Regions from separate parts of the Homo sapiens genome. Here region 2 is linked to region 1. A link is an interaction called in ENCODE POLR2A ChIA-PET data of the cell type or tissue named here. Cell type or tissue: A673. All regions are shown on one strand. Links, peaks and the distances in the headings refer to the core of each region. The heading gives the core; the rest is flanking DNA.

Region 1 (5,383 bases), core at 290-5,289:
CCCAGATTGTCCTTAGTGTTGGGGTTAGGAAACAGTGGTCTACAGCTGTTTGTTCAAGAGTCCATGCTGTTCACTAAGTGTCAGACCTGTGTAAAGCACTCTAGATAATCCTTTATCTCACTGAATCCTAAGAGCAACTCTGTGAGAAAAATGTTATTAGCATCCCCATATTACTAAGGAGTTAACTGACATCTAGAGAGGTTAGGTATCTTTGTCCAGGTTCCTGGAGCTAGAATTCCAACTGAGGCCACCTGGCTCAAGAACAGAGATAGATAATGGCCTCCTGGAAAACAGCTTTGGCATTGACCCCAACAGCCAAAGTTCTCCAAAGCATTTGCTTACATTCAATATCTCATCCTTCAGCTATTGGTGAGTGAACATAGCTCTGCTGTATTTCTGTTTTACCTTTTCGATTTTTTTTTAACATTGTCACATTGGTATGGTCAAGTGGAAGAACGTCTCCTCCCACATGCTCCCGATTAGCTCTGAAGTTTTGGACAAGTCAGTCAAGCACTCTAAATTCTAAACATTTTCATCCATAAAATGGGAACAAATAACACCTACCTCACAGGATTAATGGGGAACTGGAAGTATTTGTGTATTTGAAGGTCCGTAATCCCAATCCTCTAGGTCTTCAGTAATCTAGGCCAGATTTGTGTCAGCACATCCTTGGTTTAAACTCTCTGATGTCAACTAAAGAAAGGATCTGATGCCTGATTTTGGAAGAATGTGTGCACCTTGCCCTCTTAAAACTCACAATCATGGCCAGTGTGATGCTGATCAACAGGGTCATATTTCTCTCTATTTAATTTAATTTAATTTATTTATTTATTTTGAGACAGAGTTTCACTCTTGTTGCGCAGGCTGGAGTGCAATGGTGTGATCTTGGCTCACTGCAACCTCTGCCTCCCGGGTTCAAGTCATTCTCATGCCTCAGCCTCCCGAGTAGCTGGGATTATAGCTGCCCTCCATGATGCCCTATTTTTTTTTTGTATTTTTAATAGAGACGGGGTTTTACCACATTGGCCAGGCTAGTCTCGAACTCCTGACCTCAGGTGATCTGCCTACCTCAGCCTCCCAAAGTGCTGGGATTACAGGCGTGAGCCACTGAGCCCAGCCGGAATTATATTTCTTGAAAACTTCAGAGAATAGTAATTGCCAGAACTCTCCTCTGTGCCTGGTGTCTAGAAATATTTTGGGAGCGGTATGATTTCTGAGGCAGAATAATGCTGAAGAGAGGTGGCATCCAAAATAGCACATTTTTTTTTTTTTAAGTCTGAACAAGGGCATTTGCAGTATGAAAGTGGAATGTTAATTGAAATCGGACTCTGCCAACAGGAGCTTTGGAAGGAGCCCAATCAGGATTAGACTAATTAAGACATCTTTAAAATTGAACAGGTTGGACTGTCTTAAGAATTGAACCAAATGAAAACTATATGCTCAGGAATGTGACTCTGGAGGTTTGAAAAAGCAAAACAAACAAACATGAAAATAATTATGGTAAAGTCAAAGGAAGGAAGAAAAGATACTAGAGCCGTGGACTTGAGCAAGTCATCGTAAAACACCTCGCTGGAAACAAAATATTCTTACATGTGGCTGACACTGGCAGATTGCTTTAGTGTTGGGAAGACAGTCTTTCAAACCGAATTGGAAATAAGCCCGCTGGTGTTATTTTACAGGCCACGTCGGGTGTTTTATAGGGAACATCTTCCCCATACTTGAACTACCATTCCAAAGGCCAAAATATTTAAACAGAGGTCATTTAACATTTTAACATAAAGTGTCATGTACTTGAAAAAAATGGTTTTTAAATGTTTTAACATGTTTTCTCTCTAGGCTTCTCTTCCTTTGTTTCCTCCTGAGCCAATCAAAAAGTCTTTATTTTAATATGTTGCTAAATAAAGTAGTAGTTTTGCAAAAAGCACAGAAAAGACGGCTGATTTTTTTAGGTTGTGTGAAGTACTGAACTGACAGCCTATATTTAGTATAATGATTTATTTGCTCTTCCGGAAAGCTAACAATTTACCGTAAAATTTTGGATACAAAAGGTGAGGTTATACCAACTACACAATATAATCAATAGTGTTACAGTACATCAGAAGATTCCAGTCCTACCGAAAAATATTTTGACAAGAGTTAAAACAGTTAAAACTTAATCGTATTTGCTTATTATCAGAAACAGTAGTATGTGTGCTGACTGCATCACAATAAATATTTCTGTGATTAGGAAACTTGTTATAGTCCAACAGCAAGTTTGCTCAAGCCTTAAATTATTTTTCATAATCTGTAAATAATGTTGACATTACTTTGGCATTACAATAAATATTAAGGCTATTTGGAAGGGAATTTGCTAGTTTAGATGCCTGCCTAACAAAACAAACTTATTTATATTATTGGCACATAAGACAGGGAAACATCACAGGCTTCTGCATTTGGCAAACCAGGCTGACATATTTCACATTATCATTACATTTGTTCTGGGGATCAAAAGTCATATAATTAATATACTAATAAACTATTCTGTAGGGCTGTTTTTCAGAAGAATATTACCACATGCTTTTTAAATAACATAATAACTGAAGGCTTATTCACAATAAATACCAATTGATAATAAAAGTCAACTGAACGGTTTAACCATTTATATTAACAGCAAGTAATGCAAACTTAGCACATGGGGAGGAATAAACAAGGGAGAAAATTGAAGTTTTCAGAGTAATTTTTACAGGCAAATGGATTGTGATTTGTGGGGTAGATAGGGAAAATGAAATCTAGATGCCAGTGGTTACAGGCAGGGATTTTTCTACTAGCTGCAGTGTTATTTTTCTGTACTAAATAAGAGGAAGGAAAGAGGTTATAGAGAAGGGAGAAAAAAATATTTCTTTACAAATGATTTAGTTTTTAATATGAAAAGAAACTGTCCCTGTTTCCTGTTGCACCACCTTAAACTGATCACATTATCCATCCTTCTTTTGGCAAAAAGGGTTAAATCCTGGCTCTGCTACTTGGGTTAGCTTTCAACTTCTGGACCTCCATATTCTTTCTGTAAAACATGGGCATCATTATGGTTGAGACAACAGCATCACAAGTTGTTCAGAAAACTCCTGCACAGGTTTGAAACATCAGCTCCCAAGCCTAGTGACTTAGGGGACACTACTGATCTTTCAGTGAAATTTCCCTGAGCGTTTACTGTGTATGAGGCCCTTTGCTTGGTGCTCATACTCCTGTTTGGTGCTTCACAGTTCGTAAATTGCTTTCTCATACACTGTTTAATTGTACCAAAACATATCTCGATGCTTCGCTGTCTCTTGCATGCCAGATCCAATTCATTAGCACATTCTTTTTGTTCTACCTTCAAGATCTATCCTGTCTTATTTCATTTCCCACCACTGCTTCCTGCATTCTCCCCCACTAGTCCAAACTGCCACCATTTCTGGTCTTGCACCTTCCTGTTTTTCCCTCACTCTCTCTGTCCAGCTGTTCAGACGTCCTCCCTGCTTTTCCTTTTCTTTTTTTTCTTTCTCTTTCTTCCTTCCTTCCTTCCTTCCTTCCTTCCTTCCTTCCTTCCTTTCCTTCCTTCCTTTCCTTCCTTCCTTCCTTCCTTCCTTCCTTCCTTCCTTCCTTCCTTCCTTCCTTTCTCTCTCTCTCTCTCTCTCTCTCTTTCTTTCTTTTGATGAAGTCTCACTCTATCGCCCAGGCTGGAGTACAATGGCACGATTGCGGCTCACTGCAACCTCCAGCTCCCAGGTTCAAGTGAACCTTTTGCCTCAGCCTCCCCAGTAGCTGGGATTACAGGCACACACCACCAAGCCTGGCTAATTTTTGTAGTTTCCTTTAGTAGGAATGGGGCTTCATCATGTTGGCCAGGCTGGTCTCGAACTCCTGACCTCATGATCAGCCTGCTTTGGCCTCCCAAAGTGCTGGGATTACAGGTGTGAGCCACTACACCTGGCCCCTTCCTCCCTGCTTTTCAAAGGCACAGGCATGCGCCTTCATCCCCAAGCCTTTGCTCTTAGCCTTGGGAGAGTCTCTGCAGAAAACCCCACTGCTCATCTCTGGCTTAATTTGAGCCTTTGCTCAGCATCATTTTTGCAGAGAGGTCTTCCCTGATGCCCTAAGGTGGCACTCACCCCTTTTTCTCTCCCTGGCTGTGGTTTAATTCGTAGCGCGTGTCATTCCTTGGGACACACTTCTATGTGGTCTATGTGTCCATCTGTGTGCTCATCGTCACTCTTCTCCTCGACAGTGTCAGCTCTGTGAGCATAGGGCCATTGCTTGTTCAGCCCACTGCTGTCCTATGCGGTGCACCTAGAGAAATCTCTGGTACACAGCAGGTGCTCAATAAATGTTATTTGAGTACAACATAAGGCGGACTAGGAAGATATTATCCCTGCTTTACATATAATGAGTCTGAGGTCCAGAGAAGCTGGTCGCTTACTCAGGCCCACAGTGAGGAGGTGACAGAGCATGGCCTCTGTCTCCAACCCAAGCACTACTGGCCAGCCTCTGCCTTCTGGTGCCTTCTCGTGAGGCCTCACTCTTATTTCCAGTTCCCAGGAGCAGCACTTGATGGGCACCTGCCCATCAGCAAATCTCATGGCGCAAACACCAGAACTCCATCTGTCCTCTCTGTGGCTGCCATTCATATCTCTCTCTCTGTTTTTTTGATATGGGTCAGCCCAAAGTCCTATGGCAAATTAGCTCACTTCCCATGTCTTGATCTTCACTGTGAGGAGTGGCCTGAGGTCAGATCTAATGACGTGGGCCTTGGTGACTATGGATGAAGGTGTCTGGACATGAGTGGCTGGCGAGGCCAGGCATGGAGGAGCTCCGCGATGGGCAGCTTATGCCCTCCATATGCCTGCTGCCCACCATACCCCATGTCCTAATAGAGACTTGCAGACACCTGACTCTGGGTTCCCCAGCAGGGCAAGATTAGGCTCAGAATTGGACTTGAGCCCAGGGAAAAAGGGGGAGTGAGGAAGGGAGTGTCAGAGTCCAGAAATAAAGAGCCGACATTAGGAGCGAGTGGTGGGAGGTGAACAAGGAGTTAGGAGAACGAAAATGACAAGGAACAGAAAAGGGCCCTGCGTTAGGGCGCGCCTAAGTGGGAAGAGTCCATAGATTCTTGTCATCCTGGAGAAAACAAGCTGTTGGGGAGATGTGGGGAGTCTAGCTCAGCGCTCTGCCTTTGACCACAAGATGACTCTTCAGTGCTTATTTTTAAAATCATATCTTTCTTCTTCTTATTGGAAACTGGTAAAGTTTATTAGAGAATACTAGCAAAAAATACAGGAGAGTATAAGGAAAAAAATTAAAACTATCTGTAAACCAAGATAATTAAACGTTCTGATTGTGTTCCTTCTAGGTGTTTTCTTTTTTTTCT
Region 2 (5,383 bases), core at 272-5,271, 68 kb before region 1:
CCAGTGACGGCACAATTATCATAGCCAGGCAATCGATACCTCATTAAGGGTAAGGCTCCAGAGGAGGAAGAGAGCAAACCTGGGTCTTTCTGAAATGCATTCCCCTCTTTTTAGGTTTCCTTGCTTGTATAAAGAGAAATAGTGCGTACTTGCCTCTGACAAACAAACACAGCCTTCCAGAGTTGAGGGAACCTCATTCCCGAAGGCGATTGTTAGCTGTGCAAGCCAAATGCCCTTGTCCTCCCCCGATGAAGGTCCCCGATGAATGGAGACATTTAGAAGTTTCCCATTTCTCTCTGATGTCAGAGATGTTTTAACCAGCTGGGGGCAGAATTACATTCTGGAAATTATAGGGGATGAGGGGAAAAAAAAAAAAAGTGAACATTACAAATACAGTAGTCTTTCGGATTCTGATCTTCACTATTAATGCATTATAAAACAACTTAAAAAATCCTATCAGGAGAAGTGATGTTTGAAGCCACGATATATTTTAAAAGTGTCAGGACATGGGCAAGTTTACATCTGACAAACAATTTAAATATTTCAATATATTTTATATCTTTAAAAAAAATTGCCAGGATCAAACCCAAGATGAAACTCTTTCATTTGGTACCTGGGTAGGAAAACATTGAGTTACAAATCTTTTTGACAATGTGGATTCTGGGTGTTACATAACCATTTTTAATCTTCTGAAATATTTCATTGCCTGGGAAAGCAAATCAGGGACTGGTATTGTGTGCTTTTAAATTCATTTGTCTTAACACCCTTTCACTTTCTTGTTCAGCTTTGATGGTGTGATTACTTCTCTACATAAATATAAGCCTGAATTCATTCTGGGTATAAGCCTTATCTCTTTCCTCAGTGGTGATAAGGGATGGAGAGGCCCCCTTTTTTTTTCCTGGTGGGCTTTAAAGTGAATTTAGTAGTGAATAGTGTCTGCTGTTTCAGAAAAGCCCATTTATTTCTCCTTATAATCAGAATAGCACAGACCACGGAGCCCAGCATTTCCTCATTCCAGGTTCAGACACAGGGAAGATTTATTGAGCATCTACTATGAATTGGACACCCTGCTAGGCATGGCCCTGCCAGGAGGAACAAGGCACACACCGTTGTCCTTTAGGGCTTGTCTGCATTAGCTTGTTTAAGCCTGTTTGTTGCCTGCACTAGGAAGGACAATTAACTTGCCCCCACTGTAGTCAGTGAGAGAGTGGGGAGTTAGACTCCAGGTTGTCTGAATCCAGTTTTTCCTTGCTGAGGACCCGGTCGAGGAGCAATGAGTGGGAGTAGGGAGGAAAAATCATGTCAGGCCATGGTAATGATGGGAGCTGGGGTCCCTGGAGGCAGGGAGGTGGGCGAATGGTTTGTCCTATGCTTTGCAATTGTCCTTAAGCTCATCACCAGGTTGGTGGTGGTGGTGGCAGGGCTGCAGGACGTGCTGGGTCAGCTCCTGGGTCATTCTAGATTGCCATGGAAAACCTTCCCCTACCGACATTTTATTTCTTCCAAAATTCCTTTTGCAGATTATTTCCCTTTCTTTTCTTCTTGGCTCTGTCAACCAAACAGTCTCAAAAGCAATGGGAGGTCCCCTCGCCCAGCTTTTCAATGCCTTGAAGGAAAAATGAAGCCCCCAGAAGGACTCAAGCTCCAGGGAAGTGCAGTTCCATGAATAACTCCCCTGGAATGCCTTAGCCAGAAAATGTCCAAAGCTGGTTCTGGCTGAGCTGGAGACGGAGAGACCTCCATGGACAGAAAGCCATGCCTTCTAGTTGCAGAGTGGCATCCTGGGGAGCAGAAATGTTCCATCTGGAGACAGTTCAGAAGGTAGGGTGGCCAGATTTAGCAAAGAAAGCTATAGGACTCCCAGTTAAATTAGAATTTCAGATAGACAACAAATAATATGACATTTGGGACATACTTATAAACATTATTTGTGTGTATCTGAAATTCAAATTTAACTGGGCCTCCTGAATTTAACCTGGTAGCCCTATCAGAAGGGTACACTCTGCTTCACTGGCCATGTCCTAACTGTTCTCTGTTCTGGTGCAAAGGAGCTAACTCATCCCTTGTATTCATTTATTTTTTATTTTTATTATAGTATTATTATTATTATTTTTGAGACGGAGTCTCACTCTGTTGCCAGGCTGGAGTGCAGTGGCATGGTCTTGGTTCACTACAACCTCTGCCTCCCGGGTTCAAGCGATTCTCCTGCCTCACCCTCCCGAGTAGCTGGGACTACAGGCGCACACCATCACACCCAGCTAATTTTTGAATTTTTAGTAGAGACGGGGTTTCACCATGTTGGCCAGAATGGTCTCGATCTCTTGACCTCGTGATCTGCCCGCCTCAGCTTCCCAAAGTGCTGAGATTACAGGCGTGAGCCACCACGTCTGGCCGTATTCATTTATTTAATTTTTTTTTAGTGATGACGGAAGAATCTATTTTAATTGGAAGGCGTGGCTTGGGGGGCTTTTCTTTCCTCTTCCAACTCTCTCAGTACTGTAGCCCCCAGGCCACCCCAGAAAAAGATATAAGAATACACTGTGAGTTGATTACAGCACTTCAGCTTTAAAACCAGGTCCCCAGTCCTCTCTTCCAAGCAGATAGGCACCCCCAGCCCCTCCCATGTAGAAATTCTGGAGCCTTACTGGCTTTAATCAAATGTGCTTTTAGTCTCACTCAGGCCAGTTAATCCCCATTTGTGGTGACTCCCCTGCTTATAGCAGACGCCGCTGGCGGCAGAGTCATCTTTATAAACGGCCATGGTGATCGCATCACACCTCTGCTTGCAAACCCTCGCCAGGAGATGACGTTGCTGTCACTAGAAATGACTCACCTGGAGAAGACATTTATGCAGCCAAAAGACATATGAAAAAATGCTCATCATTACTGGCCATCAGAGAAATGCAAATCAAAACCACAATGAGATACCATCTCACACCAGTTAGAATGGTGATCATTAAAAAGTCAGGAAACATCAGGTGCTTGAGAGGATGTGGAGAAATAGGAACACTTTTACACTGTTGGTGGGACTGTAAACTAGTTCAACCATTGTGGAAATCAGTGTGGTGATTCCTCAGGGATCTAGAACTAGAAATACCACTTGACCCAGCCATCCCATTACTGGGTATATACCCAAAGGACTATAAATCATGCTGCTATAAAGACACATGCACACGTATGTTTATTGAGGCATTATTCACAATAGCAAAGACTTGGAACCAACCCAAATGTCCAACAATGATAGACTGGATTAAGAAAATGTGGCTCATATACACCATGGAATACTATGCAGCCATAAAAAATGATGAGTTCATGTCCTTTGTAGGGACATGGATGAAATTGGAAATCATCATTCTCAGTAAACTATGGCAAGAACAAAAAACCAAACACCGCATATTCTCACTCATAGGTGGGAACTGAACAATGAGAACACATGGACACAGGAAGGGGAACATCACACTCTGGGGACTGTTGTGGGGTGGGGGGAGGGGGGAGGGATAGCATTAGGAGATATACCTAATGCTAGATGACGAGTTAGTGGGTGCAGCGCACCAGCATGGCACATGTATACATATGTAACTAGCCTGCACATTGTGCACATGTACCCTAAAACTTAAAGTATAATAATAATAAATTAAAAAAATTGTAGTATCCTTTAGTTTTAACAAAAAAATAAAAAATAAAAAAAAATAAAGACACATGCACACGTATGTTTATTGCAGCATTATTCACAATAGCAAAGACTTGGAACCGACCCAAATGTCCATCAATGATAGACTGGATTAAGAAAATGTGGCACATATACACCATGGAATACTATGCAGCCATAAAAAAGGATGAGTTCATGTCCTTTGTAGGGACATGGATGAAGCTGGAAACCATCATTCTCAGCAAACTATCACAAGGACAAAAAACCAAACACCGCATATTCTCACTCATAGGTGGGAATTGAACAATGAGAACACATGGACACAAGAAGGGGAATATCACACACTGAGGCCTGTTGTGGGGTGGGGGGAGAGGGAGGGGGAGGGATAGCATTAGGAGATATACCTAATGTAAATGACTAGTTAATGGGTGCAGCACACCAACATGGCACATGTATACATATGTAACAAACCTGCACGTAGTGCACATGTACCCTAAAACTTAAAGTATAATTAAAAAAAAAAGACATGACTCACCTGGCAAGCTCTTATTGTCCTTTAGGTCTCAGCTGAGATGCCCTTTCCTCTAGGAAGGATTTTCTCATCCTAACCCACCTGAACCCACCTCCCGGCAAAAAGCCCAAGGGTTAGAAGCCCTCCTGTGCACCTTCAGGGCACCTTAGAACCTCCCATCAGGGCTTCTGCCACCCTGTGTTATCATTTCACAAATGGCATGTCTGCATCTTTTCCTAGACTTTCAGCTCCTTCAGAGCAGGGGATCCCCCTTGTCCTTCACCATGTCCCAGCACCTAGCAGAGGCTGGTACAGAGCAGGTGCTCAGAGTGTGTTTGCCAAATGACTGACTACTAACCTAGTGAATGAGCAGGCCAATGGAAGAATCAATGAATGAATGACGGTGTTAAAGAGAGTTTCAGTGACTCAGTAAAACATTTTTGATGTAATATTCCACAAAAGGTTTCAGACTCTAAGTTGTGCACATATAATGGCTTTTATGCAATATTATATACATACTTTAAAGATTACTGAGTAAAGGGAAGAATCTCATTGCAGAAGCAAGGAAAAGTGACAGTGGTCCCACACTTACGAGGCCAGAGCCATAAAGTTGAATGCCTGTAGCAGCAGCTGCCTTTTACGGATTTCTGGGGCAGTCAAGCTTCAACTGCTAAAGACCGCAGGGTTAACTCATGGATGAGATCCTATACATTCTCAGTGGTGCCCCCATTTCTTTTTCCTACGAGGCCTTCTTTATTTAGGGTAGATACCAAGTACACAAAATCAAAAGGGCCATAGGAGTGTCAGAGGGGGCAGATTAGAGGAATATTCTTTATCTTTTAGCCGCTTGGCATCATCTCACCCTTCTCTCCCTTTGGGAAAAATTCTGGCTTCTACACGGACCCAGGAGGAGACCAGTCCTGGGTGACCCCCTCCTTCTGCTGCCTGTCCTCCCACACCAAGGAGCTCAGGTCCTTCTCCCACCAGCTTGGTGGTACAGCAAGGGGACAGGCTCATGACCTTGGCTCAGCCCATGAGACGCAAACTCCCAGATGCCAGCTTTGTGGACTTGGTGGCAGTTGGAGTGGGCCATGCTAGGTTGCCAATGCTGTCTCTGCTCCTGTGCCAGCGTAGTCCTACACAAGCCTGGTCCTCAGCCTCCCATCAAATCTGTCCACCCCTTGCCTTCTTCCAATAGCCTGCCCCCACTCCCTTTGTTGCAA

The links. ChIA-PET counts read pairs that join two places held together with the same protein. Peaks named below come from ENCODE experiments on the same cell type or tissue, not always from the same donor. Only the 100,000 strongest peaks of a DNase experiment are listed, where the experiment ranks them.
Region 2: POLR2A ChIA-PET joins it to region 1 with 10 read pairs; 1 of 35 experiments calls an interaction of 5 or more read pairs at or near these places.

Annotation. Positions count from the first base shown.
Region 1 is chr14:97,232,185-97,237,567 of GRCh38, forward strand. No RefSeq gene overlaps it. Among named protein-coding and RNA genes, the nearest start is that of LINC02304, 80 kb to the left of the region's middle. In A673, for the core only: no CTCF peak of the experiment used is centred there; DNase peaks (open chromatin) are centred at 1,353, 1,477, 3,387 and 3,727; H3K4me3 peaks cover 413 bases; H3K27ac peaks cover 4,901 bases.
Region 2 is chr14:97,163,942-97,169,324 of GRCh38, forward strand. No RefSeq gene overlaps it. Among named protein-coding and RNA genes, the nearest start is that of LINC02304, 12 kb to the left of the region's middle. In A673, for the core only: a CTCF peak has its summit at 314 (motif pointing right); a DNase peak (open chromatin) is centred at 300; H3K27ac peaks cover 3,192 bases.